Regions from separate parts of the Homo sapiens genome. Here region 1 is linked to region 2. A link is an interaction called in ENCODE POLR2A ChIA-PET data of the cell type or tissue named here. Cell type or tissue: HepG2. All regions are shown on one strand. Links, peaks and the distances in the headings refer to the core of each region. The heading gives the core; the rest is flanking DNA. Region 1 holds the start of LOC124901755 (a long non-coding RNA gene). Region 2 has its middle 71 kb from the start of TRIM24.

Region 1 (5,380 bases), core at 146-5,145, 180 kb after region 2:
TTCCTCAGTTTGCAGGACGGTAAGGGTTAACACCATGGCCTTTGGGTCAGTCAGGTTTAGAGTCATATCCCCTTGTAGCCCAAAAGCAATCTGTGCTTGCAGTTTTCAGAGTAGGTCTCTCCCCAGCAGGGGAACTGGGCAATTTGGGAGGTACAGGAATTCATGTTGGACCTCTTGTCCTCCTATAACGAACCTCCTTGGCCAACAAAGTGGCCTCTTCTCTGAGACCCTGGTGACCCCTACAATAGTTGTATAGTTTTTGGATAGTGGTCCTATGGATCGGGTTACTACCAGCTATTCAGCCCCATTGTCCACCATAAAGTCCATTAGCTGGCCCCCCACTTCTAATGTGACCATGGGCTCCTGGGGGCCTAAGGAGAAGGAGCCTGGTCTGTCCTTGTCCTTATATTCTTCAGTCCCTGCCACCCCGATCAGGTCGGTATCTGGTTCCTTCAGGGTGCAGCAGCCTTTGACTGGTGGCATTTTTGTTTCATAGCCTCCGCCATTTTCTTCACTGCCCTCTGGACACTGATTTTTTCCAGTGTCCCTTTTAGCATCATGCACATTGGTGCTTATCTAACCTCAGCCGGCTTTTGAGCCTCTGTCTGGTTTGGCCCCATCTCCGTCTGTGCCCGTGTCCACATCCGCACCCTCTTGCAATGCTAGTTTCCCTTACCGTAAGGGTCACTGCTAACATATTGGCCTTTTTCCTAAGCCTCCGATCTGCTTCCTTTTTTGCCTCTTGGTCACGGTTAATATACATCTTGGTGGCCACTCCTATAAGTTGGGTGGCATTCATGCCTGCGAAATTTTTTAGCTTTTGCATCTTCCACCTGATGTCACCCTGGGCTTGTCCTGCAAATGCCGTGTTCACTGTGCACTGATTTTCAGAGGCCTCAGGGTCAAACGGAGTGTAAAGCTGGAATGCCTCACAGAGTCTCTCATAAAACTGGCTAGGGCTCTCATCAGCTCCTTGAAGAACTTCTGAGATATTTCCTATATTGATTGCCTTTTTCCTGCCTTCCTTTAGCCCTTGCAAGAGTGCTTCTCGGTACCTCTGTAGGTACTGTAATTGGACTGCATGATTTGAATCCCAGTGGGGGTCTGCTTCTGGAAACTGGCCCTGAGTGTATGCCTGAACGTTAAGTGTGCCTTCAGGTGCACTGGCTTCTAGGCAGCAGAGAGCTGCCTGGATTACCCTCCAGCACTCCTCAGTGTTAAACAGTGTCAAGAGGAGCTGCCTACAGTCTGGCCACGTAGGATTGTGTGTCTGGAAGATGGATTGCATTAAATCTATGAGGGCCTGGGTCTTCTCCATGTAGGAGGGGGTATGGTGTTTCCAGTTTAGGAGATCAGTGGTTGTAAAAGGCTGGTAGATGAAGTTCCGTTGCCCCCCTTGGACTTGACCCTGTTCATCATAATAGATGGGTCCCCGTGTCTCCCTAAGAGGCATTTGCATAGCCCAAGCATGACCAGATTGGAGGCAGCCCACTTGATCATCTTATCTTTCTTCCCTGACCTCCTGGGGCTCCGATCTTTCCTTTTGGGGTGAGTCTTGGAGCATGTTACCATCTGAATCTGACTCCTTGGGGGCCGTTGGCCTCAGTAAATGGGGGTAGATTGGAATATATGGAAGAGGAATTTCTATCTCCTCTGGCAGTTCCTGCAAAACTGGTTTCTCTTGCCCTTCCCATGACTTTTTCTTTGTCTCCGTATTTGCCAGCAAAGCTGATTTTACTTTCACTTTAGGCTCGGTCTGAGCCACAAGCATTTTGCAGTAAGCTGCCAGGCAGGGCTGCAACCATGCAGGTCAAGTTTGAACTACATTTAGCCATGAGTCAATATAAGGGAATTGGTCTGGGTGCCCTGGCTGTCCTTCGACCCCAATCACCACCTTAAATACATGGCCAATTGTTTCCCTATCTGTGGTTCCTTTGGCTGGCCATCCGACACTAAAAGAGGGCCATTCTATTTCACAGAGTTCTCAACCTCTGAGGGGTCAACTTCATCCCGTAATCCCCTGCATAACCTTTCTTAAAATTCTTTAACATACATTGTAATGGGGTGGGTTTTGACGACTTCCCTCTCATTTCCTCCCAGTTACAGCGCAACACACTCACTCTCACTTTCACTTCGGACCGATTAGACCGTCCCCCTCGCAGGAGTATTTCAGATGCCACTTAGCATTGGAGGCTCTGTTTTGACCCCCACAATTACTAAATTGTGGGGCACCTCCCTAAGCCATATGTGGAACACTGTTAGTCCCGGTCAGTCCCATGGTTCTCTCAGAGTGTATGGTCTACGCTAAGAGAACTGCGGCCCCCACACATCACTCCCCGCATTGGTTCCTCCTGGAACCGCCTCTTTCACATGCACTCACACACTTCCCCGCTCCCAGTTCCTCTTTCTCAACTGACTCTGCAAGCCACTCTCATGTCCTGGGTTGGTTGGGGTGTGAGCTTGTGAGCTTCCCTGACTTTGCAAGCCACTCTCACGTCCTGTGTTTGACCACTAGTTACACCCCGGGAGGTGATCAGGCTCCCCTTCCATTCTTATGGGACAGGTCCTGCCTCGGGCTCAAACCTTACCACAATCCTGTAGTGCACTGTTCCTGGAATCATCCTGTTCCTGCTTAGGTTCCATTGTGCTGTCAGGTAGGGTCAAGGGAGAGCTGATCACCCCTCTGGGTTGAAGTTCTCCCAGTGGCGCCTGGGGTCACAGGTCTCTCCCGGCCTGGGGCTCCAGTCTCACAGGCGAAGAGACAGTAAACCTTTCGTCTCCAATCCCGGGCGAGCCCCCAGAAAATGTTTCAGGAATCAGAGGACTGGAGAGACCAATAGGTAGAAGAGGAGGATTTTATTTAAGTGGCCACTGGCCCAACGGATTCACATCCAAAGGCTAGGCCCTGAACAAAGACAGGGCTTGACTTTTATACACACTTCTGAAAGGGGGTTGGCTAGTTTAAATGGCGTGGTGGGAATCTAATGGCATGAAATTCATGGTGTAGGCAAGCAGGCTTACAGAAGCAGAACAAAGGCAGTTAATCAGTGACAGGTTTCATAATCCTTAGCATAGCTTGTGACCTTGCAGCTGCATTGAAGGAAAAACAGGAACTTACAAAACTTGGAAATTGAGTAATGGTAAGGGGGATGAGGAGATAGTAAAGGAATTTGATTTGCTTAAGCTTGCTCTGAGGGGGTGTTGGGAGAGTCTCTGGAGCTCCTTCCTTTGGGCTCTGGCTTTCCAGATAGTTTTATCAAAGCTTTGCCAGGGCCCTGCATATTGCTGGCCTTGGAGTGAGTCAGCTAAGTACAGGGAAACTTGTTTTTCTCTTTTTTATTTCTGCTTCAGCCTCATTTGTGATTCCTTCACCCAGCCTTCCTGTAATCAACCAGGGTTGTTCTTGGAGACTTTGCTTTGAAAATATGTTTTCTGGCCAGGCACAGTGGCTCAAGCCTGTAATCCCAGGACTTTGGGAGGCTGAGGTGGGCTGATCACTTGAGGTCAGGAGTTCGAAACCAGCCTGACCAACATGGCAAAACCCCATCTCTACTAAAAATACAAAAATTAGCCAGGTGTGGTGGGGCATTCCTGTAATTCCAGCCACTTGGGAGGCTGAGGCAGGAGAATCACTTGAACCCAGGAGGCAGAGGTTGCAGTGAGCCAAGATCGGAACAAGACTCCATCTCAAAAAACAAACAAACAAACAAACAAAAAACAGAAAATGTTTTCTTCTATGGAGACTCATCCTCTAAGTTGTAATTACTCAGTATCTTAACAGCCAGCTAAGCACCCGAACATGTTTTGGTAATGATATGGCAGACTAGATTTGGATTAAAGCCTTGGTGTGCTGCTTGGTGTTAGCTGTGTGACTTTTTTCAAATTATGTTTTCAAACTTTTAGTTTCCTAATTTGCAAAACAAAGGTAATAATACCTACTTCATAAGACTCAATAACATAATAATATGTAAAATGCCTGCCAGGGCTCAATAAGATCTAAAACTTACTAAGTGTTACTAATATCAACTATTTTCATTATTAACGATTTGTTCATTTTGAGTACACCCACTGAGCCAGATTACTTGTTCAAATCCCAGCTCCATGCCTTATTGTCTTTGTTAATCTTGAGCAAGTTACTAAATTTTCTGTGCTTTATTTTAGCTTTCTTATCTATAAAATAGAAATAATCTGTGCTTTATAATAATATTGCTAAGAATAAATTAGTGAATACATGTGAAGCATTTAAAGCAGTACCTGGCATTTAATAACTGCTCAATAAGTGTTAGCAGTTATTATTCTACCATCACTTTATTTTTAGGAGGTTTCAAAAGGGTAGTTCTTTGTGAAAGATAATTGTGAAGGACTTAGAAGGATACCAAAGACACATTTTATTTACTTCCCAACATGGCCTAGGTCCAATTCTGGTACAATCTACTTACAAAATCTAGGTGGCAATCCCTCTCCCAAGGTTCTTTCCTAGTAAGGTTCTTTTAAAAAAGTTGTTTACACAAATTCTGAAAGTCTGCCCATCCCCCACCCCTCATTCCCTTATGTAAATCTTAATAATTGATTGATCTGTGGCAGAGTTCTATTTTTCTGTAAAAGTTTTATAAGATAGAGATTTATAATTTGTTTTTCAGAAGAAGATTGTTACTAAATTGGTTTAATTTCTTTTTTCTAGCAACCGCCTCCACGTTTGATAAACTTTCAGAATCACAGCCCCAAACCCAATGGACCAGTTCTTCCTCCTCATCCTCAACAACTGAGATATCCACCAAACCAGAACATACCACGACAAGCAATAAAGCCAAACCCCCTACAGATGGCTTTCTTGGCTCAACAAGCCATAAAACAGGTATATATCTACCTTCTTTTCTCAATTGCTTTTTCTGCTGCTTTCTACTTTCAAATCACAAAGAATTTACAGATTAAGCAACAGGTTATAAAGAGCCAAGAGCAAGCCTTCTTTTTCATTTTTTAAATAAATGTGAATTGCAAAGTTTGATGCTTTTTATCAGTAAGAGAAATTAAACCACTTATGTAGAAGTGATGGCCCAATATAATCAATGACCATAGGTATTAATTTTTATAATATGGTATGGATAACTTTTAGGTGAGTATATTAAATTTCCTAAGATAAAAGTATTCTAACAAATACAAGTTACATTCCACAAAATAGAACAATAAATGAATCTTTGAAGCGTCTCAAGAAGATTTCTTGGAAACAAAATTATGGCACAGTTTCAAGAGGGAATACATATATATCTGATGAAGTTTAATATTTAATTCATATTTAATATGATACAGCTTATTTATTTTTATTTTTTTATTTTTTTTGAGACAGAGTCTCTCTCTGTTGCCTAGGCTGGAGTGCAGTGGC
Region 2 (5,380 bases), core at 237-5,236:
TTGGCCAGGCTGGTCTCGAACTCCTGACCTCAAGTGACCTGCTTGCCTCAACCTCCCAAAGTGCTGGGATTACAGGCGTGAGCCACCATGCTTGGCCTCAATATTGGTCTCAATATTGTTTAGCAGAGAGAAGGGTGTACGCTTCACCTTAGAATTATTTAGCTCTGGGACAGGAAGTATGTTTGGTCCCAGAATTGTTTAACTTGGGGAAAAGAAAATATGCCTGCTCCCAGTACTGTTTAATAAAGGGACAGGGAAAAACTTAGAATGCAATTCTCACATCAAAAGGCTCAAATGCTCCTTTAAAAAAAAAAAAGTATGTTTCTGTCATTTATTTTTACAGAGAAAAAAAAGAAAAAGTAATTATAAAAATAAAATAACAAAACAGCCTTAACTATCCTTCATATTATAGAGTCCTAGGATAAAGTTTACATACTCGCAGCTCAGGTTCTATCTAAAGCACTTTAACTGTGGTGATGTGAGATAATGTACCTTCTTTTGGGATTTCACACCAATGATGTAATCCATGAGCTAAATTTTTTCAAATGAATAAAGAAATATTCTTCATATTTAAAATATTTCTTACAATATTGCACTGCATACTTTCTGGTATTTTTGACCAGCCAGAGGGATGATATTCAACATATTTTAATAAGCAGCAGTGCATAGGTGTTGAACAAGCAGAATGTGAATGGGATGTAACAAAACCAGTTTTTTTTTTGTTTCTTTTTTTGTTTTTTTTTTTTTGAGATAGAGTCTCGCTCTGTCACCCAGGCTGCAGTATAGTGGCACGATCTCGGCTCACTGCAACCTCCGCCTCCCGGGTTCATGCCATTCTCCTGCCTCAGCCTCCCGAGGAGCTGGGACTACAGGCACCCACCACCACGCCCAGCTAATTTTTTTTTTTTTTTGTATTTTTAGTAGAGACGGGGTTTCATCGTGTTAGCCAGGATGGTCTCAATCTCCTGACTTCGTGATCCACCCACCTCAGGCTTCCAAAGTGCTGGGATTACAAAACCAGTTTTAATATACTAACATACACCAGAAAAATACCAACCTAGCTATTGCACAAGCAGACATCAAATCCACAAATCGATGAGAAAGAAGACTTCACCACCCACTACAGAATCGTAGTGAGCTTAACACAACATAAATTTATTCCTCATTAATGTTACACGTCTTTTTTTTTTTTTCCAATTTTATTTACTTTTTTTGAGACAGAGTCTCACTCTGGCAGGATCTGGGTTTGCTGCAACCTCCGCCTTCTGGGTTCACGCAATTCTCCTGCCTCAGACTCCCAAGTAGCTGGGACTACAGATGTGTACCACCACGCCCAGCTAATTTTTGTATTTTCAGTAGAAACGGGGTTTCACCATGTTGGCCAAGTTGGTCTCGAACTCCTGACCTCAGGGGATCTGACTGCCTCAGCCTCCCAAAGTGCTGGGATTATAGGCATGAGCCACCACACCCAGCCACTGATGTTACACTTCTACTGAGAGTTTATGGGGCTCTGCTGTGTCACTCAGAACCCACAATGATAGAGCAGTCATTACCTGGAATAATGCCAATCACTGTGCAAAAATGAAACAAAGCCATTGAGGTTCTCACATTAGCAATTATGGGTCACTTCTGCTCACAACTCATTTGTCAGAACTAGTAGCTAGACCCCACACAATCACAAGGGGCCAGCAAGCACAATTTTATATGCTCAAAAGGGGTTAACAAAACATATACTGAATGGCAGTAGTAACTACCACAGGATACCTATCATTGTCTGATGGGTTCTTCCTGCCTGCTGCACAGACAAAATCAATTCACTGATACAACTGCAGTATTGCAGTAAAGAAAGAATGTAATTAATGCAAGGTCAGCCAAACCGTAGGATGGGAGTTTTATTATTACTCAAATCAGCCTCCTGGAGAACTCAGAGGCTAGGGTTTTTATGGATAATTTGGCAGGCAGAGAGCTAGGGAATGGGTGCTGCTGATAGGTTGGAGATGAAATTATATAGGTGTGAGGCCGGGCGCAGTGGCTCACGCTTGTAATCCAGCACTTTGAGAGGCCGAGGCAGGCGGATCATGAGGTCAGGAGTTCAAGACCAGCCTGGCCAACATGGTGAAACCCTGTCTCTACTAAAAATACAAAAATTAGCTGGGCATGGCAATGGTTGCCTGTAATCCCAGCTACTCAGGAGGCTGAGGCAGGAGAATCGCTTGAACCCAGGAGGCGGAGGTTGCAGTGAGCCGAGATCGAGCCACTGCACTCCAGCCTGGGCAACTGAGCTAGACTCCATCTCAAAAAAAAAAAAAAGAAATTATGCAGGTGTGGAAGAAGTCCTTGTGAGCTGAGTCCATCATGAGTCATGGGTCTAGGTGGGGTTAGTCAGTGGCCAGAATGCAAAAGTCTGAATAACATTTCAAAAGACCAATCTTAGGTTATCCAATCCTGATGTTATCTACAGGAGCAATTGGGCAAGTCACAAATCTTGTGACCTCCAGCCCTATGACTCCTGAGCTAGTAAAAGATTATAGAAACTATGCCTATCTTATCAGAATTCAGGCCCCTCTCATAATCCTAATCTTGTGGCCTTTCATTAGTTTTACAAAGGCAGTTTGATTTTGGGAAGAGCTGTTAAAGCAAAGATGTTTGCTTTAAGGTTAAACTATAAACTAAATTCCTCCCAAAGTTAGCTTGGCCTATACCCAAAAATGATCAAAGACAGCTTGGAGGTCAGAAGCAAAATGGAGTCAACTGGGTCAGATGTCTTGCTGTCATAATCTTGCAAAGGCAGTTTCAGCATCACTGCCAATCATTTAGGCTAGAAAAGGGAGTTTGAGAATTCAGTGTCTTATCTGTGTAGTTTTATTTATCTGCTTCTCCTTATACGGGAGTGGGGGTCCAGGGAGGAAAGGTAGTAATGATTGACTTTGCTATTAGAATTTTTGAATAAAAAGAACAGACCTCAATCTCAAGGAGGGTTGAGGAAAAAGTGCAGTCAACTTGGGATAATGGATTAATATTAAGTTTAAAAATACTATTGAAAAATCTTTGTGACACTTTATACTTCCATGAATTCTAAATGTTTTTTGCACCATTTTCTCCAATGAACCAATTAATATAGTGCTTGGCAAGGGAGTAGCATCAATCTGGGCTGGGCGTGGTGGCTCAAGCCTATAATCCCAGCACTTTGGGAGGCCAAGCCGGGTGGATCACCTGAGGCTGGGAGTTTGAGACTAGCCTGACCAACATGGAGAAACCCCATCTCTAATAAAAATACAAAAAAATCAGCCGGGTGTGGTGGTGCATGCCTGTAATCCCAGCTACTCGGGAGGCTGAGGCAGGAGAATCGCTTGAACCCAGAAGGCGGAGGTTGTGGTGAGCTGAGATTGTGCCATTGCACTCCAGCCTGGGCAACAAGAGTGAAACCCCGTCTCAAAAAAAAAAAAAAAAGAATCAATCTGTTCTTTGGTCAAGAATTCCTTCTCAACAAAGAGTGCAAGGAAGGCATATCAGGCACAGAAAAGCATTATTTAATATCAATGAGTCAGTCCGGGCATAGTGGCTCATTTCCCTGTAACCCCAGCACTTTGGGAGGCCAAGGTGGGTGGATCACTTGAGGTCAGGAGTTTGAGATCAGCCTGGCCAACATGGTGAAACCCTGTCTCCACTAAAAATACAAAAATTAGCTGGGCGCAGTGATATGCGCCTGTAGTCCTAGCTACTCGGGAGGCCGAGGCAGGAGAATCGCTTGGACCCAGGACCGGAGTTTGCTGAGCTGAGATTGCGCCACTGCACTCCAGCTGGGGCGACAGAGTGAGACTCGGTCTCAAAAAAAAAAAAAAAAAAAAAAAATCCATGAGTCAATGAATGGAATAGAACTAATAACTCATACTGGGCTGGTTAGAATAGAAGACCCTGTAGGAAATAAAGGCAAGAGAAAGTTAGATTGATTGAGATCAGTCACCAGGGAGCGTCACCAGTGCCTTCCTTTCTTGTGTATAACATTTTATTCTAGGCCCCTTTCACCTTCTCCTGGGATTATCACAAAATATTTCTAGACATTGCATTTGCCTCCAATCTGCTTCTTTAAATGTTTTCTAATTATTAGGGCAATGTGTTCCTCAAATGTCACTTTCATTATATGAATCTGCAATTGTAATCTATGTTCATCCCTTCAGTCTCTTGAAGGCCCTATCCATTTAGCCTCATATTATCATTTACTTGGAATTTTACAGGTTAGTTAAGGCTATTATGAGGGATAATATTCACAAGTATTTTCTGAAAGTAGAAATAGGCTGGATACAGTGGCTCATGTCTATAACCCCAGCATTTTGAAAGGCAAAGGCAGAAGGATCGATTGAGGCCGTGAGTTCAAGACCAGCCTGGGCAGCATAGCGCCAGGCGCAGTGGCTCACGCCTGTATTCCCAGCACTTTGGGAGGCTGAAGTGGGTGGATCACTTGAGGTCAGGAGTTCGAGATCAGCCTGGCCAATATGGCAAAACACCGTCTCTACTAAAAACACAAAAATTACCTAGCTGTGGTGGTGCATGCCTGTAATGCTAGCTACTGGGGAGGCTGAGGCACGAGAATAGCTTGAACCTGGGAGGTGGAGGTTGCAGTGGGCCGAGATCACACCACTGCACTCCAGCCTAGGCAACAAAGCAAGACTATGTTTCAAAAAAAAAAAAAAAAAAAAAAAAAAAGACCAGCCTGGGCAGCATAGCAGAACTCTGTTTCTAAAAAAAAATAAATAAATAAAATTAAATTAAATTAAATTAAAATTAAAATAATTTTTTTTGTTTTGTTTTGCGATGGAGTCTCACTCTGTTTCCCAGGCTGGAGTACGGTAGTACGATCTCAGGTTAGTGCAACCTCTGCCTCCTGGTTTCCAGCGATTCTCCTGCCTCAGCCTCCTGAGTAGCTGGGATTACAGGCATGCACCACCACGCCTGGCTAATGTTTTGTATTTTTAATAGAGACAGGGTTTCACCATGTTGGCCAGTCTGGTCTCAAACTCCTGATCTCAGGTGACCCGCCTGCCTCGGCCTCCCAAAGTGCTGGGATTACAGATGTGAGCCACCGCAGCCACCCCCCACCAAAATTTTTTTAATTAGCCGGGCTGAGCACCATGGCTCACTCCTATAATCCCAGCACATTGGGAGGCCAAGGCAGGAGGATTGCTTGAGCTCAGGAGTTCTAGACCAGCCCAGGGAACATAGTGAGACTCCGTTTCTACAAAATTTTCTTTTAAAACTTAGCCAGGCATGGTGGCACACTCCTGTAGTCCTAGCTATGCAGGGGGCAGAGGTGGGAGGATTGCTTGAGTCCAGGAGGTTGAGGTGACAGTGAGTATGATTGCACCACTGCACTCCAGCCTGG

The links. ChIA-PET counts read pairs that join two places held together with the same protein. Peaks named below come from ENCODE experiments on the same cell type or tissue, not always from the same donor. Only the 100,000 strongest peaks of a DNase experiment are listed, where the experiment ranks them.
Region 1: POLR2A ChIA-PET joins it to region 2 with 10 read pairs; 2 of 35 experiments call an interaction of 5 or more read pairs at or near these places.

What each region holds. Positions count from the first base shown.
Region 1 is chr7:138,562,800-138,568,179 of GRCh38, forward strand. TRIM24 (tripartite motif containing 24) reads left to right here. Exons shown (of 19, transcript NM_015905.3): 10 at 4,682-4,855. It overlaps LOC124901755 (a long non-coding RNA gene), which reads right to left and starts at 2,904. Exons shown (of 2, transcript XR_007060556.1): 1 at 2,589-2,904. In HepG2, for the core only: no CTCF peak of the experiment used is centred there; DNase peaks (open chromatin) are centred at 1,832 and 3,062.
Region 2 is chr7:138,386,422-138,391,801 of GRCh38, forward strand. No RefSeq gene overlaps it. Among named protein-coding and RNA genes, the nearest start is that of TRIM24, 71 kb to the right of the region's middle. In HepG2, for the core only: no CTCF peak of the experiment used is centred there; a DNase peak (open chromatin) is centred at 2,570.